Regions from separate parts of the Mus musculus genome. Here all the other regions are linked to region 1. Evidence: chromatin contacts called from ENCODE POLR2A ChIA-PET data. All regions are on one chromosome and are shown on one strand. The core of a region is the stretch at or near the end of the contact, and the rest is flanking DNA. Distances in the headings are between cores, read along the strand shown.

Evidence for each region. ChIA-PET counts read pairs that join two places held with the same protein, here RNA polymerase II (POLR2A).
Region 2: POLR2A ChIA-PET joins it to region 1 with 13 read pairs in embryonic stem cell. The contact joins the promoter of Tmem115 here to the promoter of Ifrd2 in region 1. POLR2A ChIA-PET finds 5 or more read pairs at or near these places in 4 of 5 experiments (Patski and embryonic stem cell).
Region 3: POLR2A ChIA-PET joins it to region 1 with 27 read pairs in Patski. The contact joins the promoter of Gnai2 here to the promoter of Ifrd2 in region 1. POLR2A ChIA-PET finds 5 or more read pairs at or near these places in 5 of 5 experiments (Patski and embryonic stem cell).

What each region holds. Positions count from the first base shown.
Region 1 is chr9:107,585,775-107,589,735 of GRCm38, forward strand. Ifrd2 (interferon-related developmental regulator 2) reads left to right here and starts at 1,944. Exons shown (of 12, transcript NM_025903.2): 1 at 1,944-2,172. The coding sequence starts at 2,115. It overlaps Hyal3 (hyaluronoglucosaminidase 3), which reads left to right. Exons shown (of 4, transcript NM_178020.3): 3 at 608-697; 4 at 801-1,585. The coding sequence ends at 1,052.
Region 2 is chr9:107,532,099-107,536,059 of GRCm38, forward strand. Tmem115 (transmembrane protein 115) reads left to right here and starts at 1,847. Exons shown (of 2, transcript NM_019704.2): 1 at 1,847-3,231. The coding sequence starts at 2,381.
Region 3 is chr9:107,633,675-107,637,635 of GRCm38, forward strand. Gnai2 (guanine nucleotide binding protein (G protein), alpha inhibiting 2) reads right to left here and starts at 1,669. Exons shown (of 9, transcript NM_008138.5): 1 at 1,426-1,669. The coding sequence starts at 1,543.

The DNA.
Region 1 (3,961 bases), core at 694-3,193:
GGGTTTTTTAAAAGACCCTAGCTGGGCGTGGTGGCACACAGCTTTAATCCCAGCACCTGGGAGGCAGAGGCAGGCTGATTTCTGAGTTCAAGACCAGCCTGGTCTACAAAGTGAGTTCCAGGACAGCTAGGGATACAGAGAAACCCTGTCTCGGAAAAACCAAAAATAAATAAATAAATTAATTAATTAATTAAAAAAAAAAAAGACCCTATCCTAGTCCAGGCAGTGGTAATGCACACCTTTAATCCCAGTACTGGGGAGGCAGAAGCAGGTGGATCTCTGTGAGTTTGAGGCCATTCTGGTCTACAGAGCAAGTTCCAGGACAGCCAGGGCTACTCAGAGAAACCCTGTCTTGAAAGTCAAAACAACAAAAAGACCCTGTCCTGGACTAGGGAGGTATGGTGATGTACTGGGAGATATCAGTGGTCCCTGGTCTAAGGACTGTTATTCTCTGAATGGAAGTTCTAAGAAATTACTTAGAGGCTCTGTTAAAAGCGCTCTACTCTAGAGGCAGAATCATAGCAGTAAACCAAATGGTGTCGTGGTAAAGTTGGGCCCTGATGGATCTGGCCAGTCAAGCTTGGGCTTAACAGTTCTCTGCCTGCAGGACGACCTGATGCAGACTATTGGAGTGAGTGCCGCACTGGGAACAGCTGGAGTGGTACTCTGGGGGGACCTGAGCTTCTCTAGCTCTGAGGTGAGCGTTGCCCCTCATCGTGCACATGCTGGAGCCCCAAGATAGGGGAGAAGCCATGCCAAGTCATAGAAAAGGAGCTTTGACCTATCTTTTCTCTGTGTAGGAAAAGTGCTGGCGTCTCCATGACTACTTAGTGGGCACTTTAGGCCCCTATGTGATCAATGTGACCAAGGCTGCCATGGCTTGCAGTCACCAGCGATGTCATGGCCATGGTCGATGTGCCCGGAAAGACCCAGGACAAATGGAAGCCTTTCTACATCTGCAGCCAGATGACAGTCTTGGAGCTTGGAATTCCTTCAGATGCCATTGTTATTCGGGTTGGGCTGGCCCTACCTGCCTGGAGCCTAAACCCTGAGCCCAACATAGAGTCAGGAGTCCCTGCCTTTGCTACTTGACCCTGCTGTCATTTTCCCAGTCCTAGAGGAATTCCCCTTTATGCTTTGTTTAGCTTATGGGACTTTCCCAAGTACATATCCCACTTCCACCAATACAACTTCCATAGAAATTCCTGAGGAGCCGGGCATGGTGGCGCACGCCTTTAATCCCAGCACTCGGGAGGCAGAGGCAGGCCGATTTCTGAGTTCGAGGCCAGCCTGATCTACAAAGTGAGTTCCAGGACAGCCAGGGCTATACAGAGAAACCCTGTCTCAGAAAAAAAAAAAAAAAAAAAAAAGAAGCTTCCGGGTCAGTTCCAGGCATTTAAGGTGACTAGCCTAGGACTTTGTTCCTATACCCCAGCGTATCTATAGAGAAGTAAAATCTAGGTTCAGACAACCCCTACATGCCTCCCAACACACATCCCCCCCAAAAAAAATTAAGCTAAGGTCTGTTAAACGCTAAGCTATTATCTGTATTTTTATCCATAAAGTCACTCTTTCATTACTTGAAGTTTGTCCTCACCATTCTATCTAGGGCCAAACCTGGCGCCTCCAAGCAGGTGCTTCGTTATCAGGCCCTGCAGACGCTTCTAGTGAGAAAGGAAACTACTGAGTTAACTATGAACCGCGCGGGCGGGGGTAGGGGAAGGAGGGGCGAAGTGGGTACGCAGGGCATTGTGGGTACATAGTTTAGCTAGAGCGGCGTCGGCTTATGTGTCTCCGGAATGGACTACTACTCCCGTCGTGCACTGCGCACAACTTGGGCGGTGCTAATCTGTGTACGCTGATGCCTGGGGATAGTAGTTTCGGCCGCGTGTATGTGGATCTGAACTTGGTGGCCGGGAACTCACCTTCCCAGCGACCCATTTGACAGGGCGGGGCGCCTCACGAAGATGGTGGCGCGCGCGGCGTGTGGCTCCTGTCGTCCTCGCCAGTCTCAGCTCAGCACACGGGCCAGCGTTTCGCTGGTTTGGAGTCCCCGCCCTCCGGGTCCCTGACCCCGCGCCCCATTCCCGTGTTCCCAATTCTCGGTTCCAGGAATGCCTCGTGCTCGGAAGGGCAATGCGCTCCGCAAGGGCGGTCAGCGCCGTGGAGGAGGTGAGTCCGGGGGCTCCAGTAGACTTGTTCAGTAGTGAGCGGGGGTGTTCCGTGATTCCCCTTCGATGTCATTGAGGGACCTGAGTTGATGAATCTTCCCAGATCAGCCCAGCGTGACCTCCCAGAACTCTGCTAAGGCTCGCACGTGCCCCAGCTGGCATTGGCCACGTGTGCGCCTCACTTGAGCACATTGCCAGCTGTTTTTCGAAATCCCGCGCCGCAACGATGACTTGACCAGCATTAAGGACCTAGGTTTTCCCATCGCTACTGGGGTAGAAAACCACACCAGAAAGAGCGTGAAGCCAACCCTTTTGCCAAATACTAGTAGTGCATTTGGTAGGCTGCACAAGGAAATTAGCAGAGAGACCTTGTCTGTTCTGTAAAACGGGGAAGTGTGATTGGAAAGGTAGAGAATTGGGGCCCTGTCAATTGGACTAGAGACCGGGAGGACATCCAGAGAGACCGAAGCAGCCTGGAGACTTCTTATCAGACTCAACCAGAAGCATGACCTGTTGCATTAAACAAACAACTGCTGAAAAAGAGTGCCTGCCCAGCATATTTTTGACCTGACAGCCACTTTAATGTGGCTTGGGTCTCGGGGCATTTAATAGGGTGGTGACAGTTCCACAAGAACTAGTACTGAAAGCATATACTTACCGAGAGTGGTCTTAGAATTATGGCAGGCCCTGTGAGGGGAGCTTCTGAGACGGTAAAGAATCTGGCGCAAGGGCCCAGCAGCCAAAGGGACCACAATACAGTGCGGCAGATGAGACCGTCCGGGCAGTTTTGACAAGTAGGATAGTAAGAGAAGAGGTGAACAGAAATCAACGTGTGGGCTGAACGTTTTTTTACAAGCAAGTAATGTTAGTGGTCCCTAAGGTGTAAGGACTCCTACTGGGTCAGAACCTGTCCAGGGTGCCTACCATAGTAGCTGCCCTATTTAAGGCCAGTCTTCAGCCCTGGAGAGAGCTCACAGGCCGTCTCTCTGTTCCTGCCCTACTGACACTTTGAGAGTCCCTATGTTTACTTTTTCAGACACCCGGTCAAGAGCTTCTTCTGGTCTTCCAAGGCTCAGAGGCACCATCGTGTCTATACCTAAAGTTGGTGGCCCTGAGTGGACCAAAGGAAGCTCAGAAAACAATATATTTGAAACACAGAGTGCCCAGCACACCCACAGGGACCTGGGCCTCTGCTGCTCCCAGAGTTGGTAGCCTAGTGAGTGCCGTGGCCTGGAGCAGAGCTATTGCCAGTTACATGTCTTTACCTGCTAGACCGAGGGGCGTACTTTGTTGTCCACACCGTAGAGGCTGGGCAACTGGTCAAATTTTACCTCTGCCCTAATGAGGGGCAGGGGGCACTAATGGTATAGCCCAATGGAGAACATAAGACCTAGGCTCGGTTTAAACCCCTGAGTCTGCCTAGTTCTATAACCTGAGCCCTAACCTTTACATTATCTACTTTTGACCATAACCTAAAGTGGGCCAAAGGCCTCCCTGGGACTCATCCCAGTCCCTTCTGCCACTCTGTGGTTCCTGCTGTCCTTAAAGCAGACTGTGTCCACCAAGCAGAGATAGCACACGACTTTAATCCTAGCACTGGAGAAGCAGAGGCAGGTGGATCTCTGTGAGTTCAAAACCAGCCTGGTCCACAGAGCTAGTTCCAGGACAGCCGACGCTACACAAAGAAACCCTATCTGGGAGAGGAAAAACAAAGGCTATGCCTTCCTGGAGTTCCCACTCGCCGAGTCTGCCAGGTTGTCCCTGAGTAGGCCTAGCTCCTGTGTTCTCTA
Region 2 (3,961 bases), core at 597-3,096, 54 kb before region 1:
AGGAACAAATGAGTTGTTTTAGTTTTGTTTTGTTTTGTTTTGTTTTGTTTTGTTTTGGGGTGTGTGTGTGTGTGTGTGTGTGTAATATGGCATGGGATGTCCCTCTCCTGAAAATTGTTTATTCAAAAATCAAATCTGATTAAGTATTTGACTCTATTTTGTTTTGGGTTTTGGTTTTTAGTTTGGGTTTTGTTTTAGGGAGTTTTTTGTATAGCCTTTGCTGTCCTAGAGCTAACTCTGTAGACCAGGCTGGCCTCCAATTCACAGAGATCAACCTTAAAGGCTTGAACCACCACTGCCCAGTAACTCTGTATTTTGATTTGCTAAGTCAAACTTAGCAAACACTGGTATATGGCATACAGTAGGAACCCTAACCCCAGACAAAAATAAAAGGTGAAAGGTAGTTTTGAACACACAGGCAGTTGTACTGAGATCAATAGCTAAAAGGGGATTTTATAATAAAGTCCCTTGTAATATAATTAATCACATTTAAAAATATGCATATATATGTGTGTATATATATATGTGTGTGTATATATATATATATATATATATAACAAAAATCTCAGGGTTGGGGAGATGACTCCATAGTTAATAATGCCTGATGCTCTTACAGAGAACCTGTACCCCAGCACCCACATCTGGTGGCTCAGAAATCCAGCTTCCGACATGCTGTGGCCTCTGTGGTGGCTTGCACACTTAACGGCATATACACACAAAGACACACATACATGTAAATAAAATAACTTTTTTGGGGGTGGGGGAGGGTCGAGACAGGGTTTCTCTGTATAGCCCTGGCTGTCCTAAAACTCACTTTGTAGACCAGGCTGGCCTCGAACTCAGAAATCCACCTGCCTCTTCCTCCCGAGTGCTGGGATTAAAGGTGTGTGCCACCACGCCCGGCTATAAAATAACTTTTAAATACATCTCAAACACCCTGTTGACAGCCACTATAGCATAAAGTTGAGCCTAGACCAACTTGGCACTTATAGAGAGACTTAAATATATTTTTTCTTTAATGTTCATTGGTGTTTTGCCTGCATGTGTGTCTGTGTAAGGGTGTCAGAAACCCTGGAACTGGAGTTACAGTTATGAGCTGCCATGTGGTTGCTGGGAATTGAACCCAGGTCCTCTAGAAGAGCAGTCAGTGCTCTTAACCGCTAATCCATCGCTCCAGCTCAAGGGAGATTTCTCTGTCCAGTGGAATCAAGTGGGAAAAGAGTCGCTGAAGTAGCACAGCCTTGACCCTTATTCCCCCTTAGGTGGAAAGTTCATGTACAATTACAAGTACAATTCGCTGGAACAAGGACAATGTGAACGAACACCCAATACAACAATGGCAAGTCGTTTACACAGTTGCCTTCTTTGATCGTTAAGATAGGAAGAGCCTGCCATCATCATCATTTTTAAGGCTCCTGAAATTGCAGCGGGGAACTTGGTCAATAACACAGTGACTACAAATGACTGAACAAGCCCATCTTAGGCTTCACTTGCCAGACGACAGTTTCTGGTTAGTTCACACACGTTGGTACAACTCATCAGAACCGTTCACATTCTTATGTACCTGCTTACAAAGACACTGCTGTACCTGTACAAATCCTAAATAGAGCCAATCTCCTCCAAAGAATTGAGCAAGTGTGTGTGGCCCAAGGCGGTGCTACCTCTTGAACCCGCCCACTTAACACCTCCCTTTACTGCATCAGGAATACTGATCTCAACTTCCATAACTCCTAAGAACTGGAGGAGTAAGCACTGAAAACTACAACTCCCAAGCTCCCTAGCCCGTACACTCTACGGGACCGGTCGGCGCACAGCTTCTGGGACTTGTGGTTCTATGAAGAAACCGGTCGGCTAGGTCCCAAGGACTCCGTATCCCAGCATGCCGAGAAGCCGGAAGGCAAGCGCTCAGAGGGCGTACTGCCGCGGCCGCCGGCGGGGGCGCGCAGGCGCGGCGCCCCTGTTTGTCGGCCCCGGAGAGGGGAGGAGGTACCGTCAAGCCAAAACCCTAGCCCAGCCGGAGCTAAACGGGCTTGACTTGGGCCGGAACGAGGCACCAGTTCCCCGCAGATCGCAGAGTCTCAGAGTGGATGGAGGAAGCCTAGCCTTGAGATTAACGCTAGCCTGGCCGCTGGGCCGACGGAACCCGCAGGCAGGCGAGCCCAAGCTACCCAGGGCCTAACGACAGGTCCCCGGCAAGAAGACTTTCTCCTCGCTTTGGAACTACAACCGGATCAAACCGGAACCAGAGCCTTCCCACGGAACAGAAGCCAGTGAAGTAGCCGGGCCCGGGCCTCCCGTCGGGGCCGAACTGGGACGAGGCCCCGGGGAGGCCCCTAGGCCACCTTCCACACATTCCCTTAAGCCAACGTCCGCCAGGAAGATGCAACGCGCCCTACCTGGTGCCCGCCAACATCTGGGGGCCATCCTGGCCAGCGCCAGCGTGGTGGTGAAGGCACTGTGCGCCGTGGTACTGTTTCTCTACCTGCTTTCCTTCGCTGTGGACACGGGCTGCCTGGCCGTCACCCCAGGCTACCTTTTCCCACCCAACTTCTGGATCTGGACCCTGGCCACCCACGGGCTCATGGAACAGCACGTGTGGGACGTGGCCATTAGCCTGGCCACAGTGGTTGTGGCCGGGCGATTACTGGAGCCCCTCTGGGGAGCCTTGGAGCTGCTCATCTTCTTCTCGGTGGTGAATGTGTCAGTGGGGCTTCTGGGGGCCCTCGCCTACCTCCTCACCTACATGGCTTCCTTCAACTTGGTTTACCTGTTCACTATTCGTATCCACGGCGCCCTGGGTTTCCTAGGTGGTGTTCTGGTAGCCCTCAAGCAAACTATGGGAGACTGTGTGGTTCTGCGAGTGCCCCAGGTCCGCGTCAGCGTCGTTCCCATGCTGTTGCTGGCGTTGCTGCTACTCCTCCGGTTGGCCACGCTGCTCCAGAGCCCAGCCCTGGCTTCCTACGGCTTTGGGCTGCTATCCAGTTGGGTGTATCTTCGCTTCTATCAGCGCCATAGCCGGGGCCGAGGGGACATGGCTGACCATTTTGCTTTTGCCACCTTCTTCCCGGAGATCCTGCAACCGGTGGTGGGGCTGCTAGCGAACTTGGTGCACGGCCTCCTGGTGAAAGTAAAGATATGCCAGAAGACAGTGAAGCGCTACGATGTGGGAGCGCCGTCGTCCATCACTATCAGCCTCCCAGGCACAGACCCTCAAGATGCGGAGCGCAGAAGGTACTGGGAACTTCTCTAAAATCTTGGTAGCTAGACTGTTGGTGTGGCCACATAACCAGCCATTGAGATGTTTGCTCTATATAGGCTGGAGAGCTACAGGCAGGTGTTGGGAGCGGCTTCAGAAAAGGGATTCAGGTCTTGGCCTCGAGGGAACTGAATGTGTAGGTTTCTGGACTCTGTGTACCTCACAACTCGGACCACTAAACCTGGCTACAGAATGCCCAGTTACCTTTGGTCTTGCCTCAGAATTTCCAAATTCTAAGCACTGGTCCAGTGATAGACAGAAACTGTGGCTCTTTTCTCCTGTGATGGGAAATGGGGAAGGAGGTCTTTGTCCTTAAGTCTTTCCCTTCTTAATGTAGGATGATTGGGGTATTACTAAATTTACCCCAATCACCAACGGAGACAGGTTGTGTGCCTCACTGCGAGAGCCTCCTGACCACACCAGGCAGGTCAGAGACCTCTGCATCACCTGCTCAAGTGCAGCATCAGTAATCTCACTGCATTATTCACTGAACACGTTAGCCAAGGCAGGAGAATGCTCTTTGAATTCAGGTCTTACTTTCTGAGACCTATGGACTCTCTACAGTGTTCCCAGCTCCCAGGAGACCCAGTGTCCAGTGTTCTTCCTGAGACTGTTGAGGAAGTTTCTCGCCAACCTTATTCCTTAGCATTTATCACGGGCTCCTGCTTTTGCTCCCCTGTGAAAGGGGTTCCTGACCTCAGGGGA
Region 3 (3,961 bases), core at 419-2,918, 48 kb after region 1:
CAAGGCGGCCCTGGGGCTGAGGGGCCACACCCCCCCACATACTATCCAGCCGATTACGCTGCTGCGCGGCTTCTGCTGCTGCTAGGGCCTTGCTCCCCACAATCCAGAGGAACTGGTCTTCTCAAGTCAGGCTTCCACAGGGAGCCACTCTGACGACCGGTGTGGGTCTGGACACAAGCATCAGGCCCACTGCCTCTGCCAAAGCCTAGCTGGGATGCTTGAGCGCACACGGGGCTACAGGCAGCAGACTCCTTACCAGCCCCTCATTCAGCTTGCCCACCACCCCCACATCACAGTATTCCTCTGGGGAACCAACAGGTCTACTCAGTATCCTAGGCCATATCCCTGGCGTTCCAGCCCCGAGTGTGAGAAGCCCAGCAGCCGTCAGCAGATCTCTCCAGGCCGGCACACAGGGGCAGCAATATGTCGGTTGGTTCACTACTTCCACTTCCCCCCCATCCCAGCAGCCACCATCTTCCTTGGCCTTGGAAGTGACAACAACCCTAACTCCTCCATGTTCCCTCCTATTGCCCAGACTCCCCTGGCCCTGGCCCAGACAAGCCTTGGATCCCAGGGAATGGAACTTCCCGCAAATGCTAGAGGCCTGGCCCCTGTTTCCCAGTGTGACTCTCAGAGTCAGACCAACCTCTTGCAAAGGGTCTGCCCAGCTCAGCCTAGGCCCACCCCAGCCCCTGGTGCCCCTCCTCCTATCAACAAGGCCCACCTGGGGCAGGAGGGCGCAGAAGCAAGGGAACGGCAGAGTGTGAGAAAAGCCTTAAAAGAGGGGCAGATGATTTGGGGGTTGATACCTGCAGAGAGAGGGAGGGAGAGAGACAGAGAGAGAGAGAGAGACACACACACACAGAGAGAAAGAGAGATCTGGTGACCTGGAACAGAGGCCCTGCGGGGAATCCTGCTACAGAGAACTTGAGAGTAGTCAGTTTCCCTCTTAAAGAGGTTCTTGAAGGGTCAGAGTGCAAAGAGGGAGAATACAGATCCCAGAGTAAGGAAAAGAGGGAGTGGGTCGAGGCTTGACCAGGGTCCCAAGGAATGCTCGTGCCAAGAGAAATAGAACAGGTGGGGCTTGAAGGTGGGAGCCGGCAGGGTGCTGAGGGTTTAAGAAAAGCCTGAGAAAGTGCGGAAATACACGGCAGGGTCTGAGTTCTCTTGAGACTGGATAACAAGGGGGGGGGGAGATAGTCATACAAGGTTTGGTGTGTGGGATCTGGGATGAGTTGAGGGTCTGAATGAAGTCTGGACTAGGATTATAAATCTAGACCAATCCAGAGTTTCGGATCTTAAAAGGGTGGCTCCTACTGGTTTCAAGCGCAGGTGTAGGGTGCAAGGCCAGGCTGAGCAGTTTCAGGTCCTTGTCTGGGGATTAGCGTAGAGAGTCAAGGGTCCCAGAACGGGGCGCTGCCTCACCTAACAGAAGCAACTTCACCTCCCGCGCCGCCTTCTCGCCGTCCTCCCGCAGGTTCTTGTCGATCATTTTAGAGCGCTCGGCTGCCGCCTTGTCCTCGGCGCTCACGGTGCAGCCCATCCTGCCGTCCGCCGGCCCGGCCTGGCCCCCACACGGCCCACGGCCCGGCTCGGCCCCGCCCGACCCACTCCGCTCCCACCGCCGGCCCTCTGCGGGAAGCTCTCAGGTCCGCAGTTCCGAGCGACTGCGGGAGGCGCCTTCCCGGCCGCCGCGCACCGACGGCGGGGCGGGCCAGGGGTGGGGCCCGGGCGAACCAAGCCCGCGACTGGGCCGGGGCGGGTCTGGAGGAGGGGCCGAAGGAAATTTAGGGATGGTGATTGGTTGGAGGGCGGAGCCAAGGGAGAAGTTAGGCTCAGTCCAGCCTTAGGCGCAAGCTGAGAGCGGGGCCGCAACGAGGGAAGACACCAAGGGTAGAGCTAACACAGGCTTAGGCCTCTGGGCGGGCTGCAGGAGGAGCTAGTCTCCGATTGGATGCTGAGAGCCTGAGGCTCTGTTTCTGGACTGTAGGACTAGTTGATCTAGTAGCCCAAGGGTCAGGACTACCTGCCCTCGCCACAGGCCAAATAGAAACCAGGACTCTGAGCATTTGTGAATTATGAGAGTAAGATGGAGGAGGTGTGTCTTCTTCACTTGCTAAAACTGAGCCTATAAACTTATTTGGAGATCTACTAAACTCTGCGGAGGGTCACATGATCTCTTTCTGGACCTCGATTTTCTTTAAAGCAGCGCCCCCTCCTCTTCTGTGTAGGTTGCACCACATTAAAAACAAAAAGAGTTCACTGCCGCCTTTACACCTTTGAGTGGACTATCTTCTGTCATCTAAACGTCGTCCTTTTGCCTGATAGGTTGGGAACCTTTCTCCTGCAGGCAGCAATCCGGGGCTTCAACCAGAGACCAATGAGACTGGACTCTAGGAGAGATAGACAAGAGAGAGTTGTCATTGGACTTAAGGAAACAAACGTTGCCATGATCCTATAATCTGTTCCTTCCATCCTCTGTCAGCTTCTAGAGGCTTCTTCAGTTCCATGTCTCTTCTGGGTAGTGGCTGTGATCCTGTGGCTGTGCAAAGGTGGAAGTGGAGCTATTTCCAATCTTTGTGATCTGCTTTTTAAGAGGGGCCTATGACCCACCAACTTTGATTGGACGATTGAAGTGTGCAAGGTGTTCTGAGTGGCCCCAGACTAAAGCCAGAGAAGGACACTGCCATTAAGAGTTGGTCACAGGGCTGGAGAGATGACTCAGCGGTTAAGAGTGCCGACTGCTCTTCTGGAGATCCTGAGTTCAAATCCCAGTACCCACATGGTGGCTCACAACCATCCTTAATGAGATCTGACACCTTCTTCTGGTGTGTCTGAAGACAGCTACAGTGTACTTACATGTAATAATAAATAAATGGGGGGCGGGAGGGATGGCTCAGCGGTTAAGAGCATTGACTGCTCTTCCGCAGGTCCCGAGTTCAAATCCCAGCAACCACATGGTGGCTCACAACCATCTATAATGAGATCTGAGACCCTCTTCTGGGGTGTCTGAAGACAGCTACAGTGTACTTACATATAATAATAAATAAATGTTTAAAAAAAAAAGAGTTGGACACAGCCTCCTGTGAGAACAGCACTACCTGGACAAAGCGCGTGTTCCAGCTTCTACCCTCCAACTTGCTGGCTTGCTCTGGAGTGTCCGTGTGTCTCAATCATCAGAATGTCTTCCCTGTGGAGGTGTCATTAGCCTGTAATCATCCAGTGGTTCCCTCGGGGAACCTACCTGAAGCCTAAGCGGGCCCTGCCCTAGGCATGCAAGAAATAGGATAAGAACACATACTGCTACCTGTGGACAGTGCTGTTCTCTATCTATCTATCTATCTATCTATCTATCTATCTATCTATCTATCTATCTATCTATCTATCCACTTGTAGGACTTACCTCCAACGTGACAGATTCACAGAACACACCATGGACATGAGCACACACAGCCGAGCACAGTCTACTACACGCTGAAGACAGACAGATCCCTCTTCCAGCCAGCCCCTTCCCCCTCGGCCCAGCCCTGTGCTTTAGAGCTTTGCTCCTCTGGCCTCCCTAGTCTGCTCCTAGCAACAGCCAACAGCTCTCTCAGTTGCCAGGCAACGAGCGAACCTGTCAGCCCCTTGGAGGCCCCACTCTAGGGAGGTGGGCAGCATCCAGACCCCAGTCAATGGAGGAAGAGCAAGAATGCATTGCCTTCCCCAGGCCTGAGCTAGATCCTGTAGCCCTTGCTCCCTTCCTCGCAGCCAGCCCTGCCTTCCCAGTTCCATATTCTTCCTAGGGAGTCTGGCAACTCCGACTTCCAAGGCTTTGGCTGCTCTTTCTTTTTCATTTCCATGTGAGTCCCCAGGGATATGGCAAGGCCTCTGTCACTCCAGTCACCCTCAGTTCCCTCCATTCTACCCTCAGTTCCCGTCCATTCTGAACTACTCGCATGGTTATCTCCTCTGATTTCTT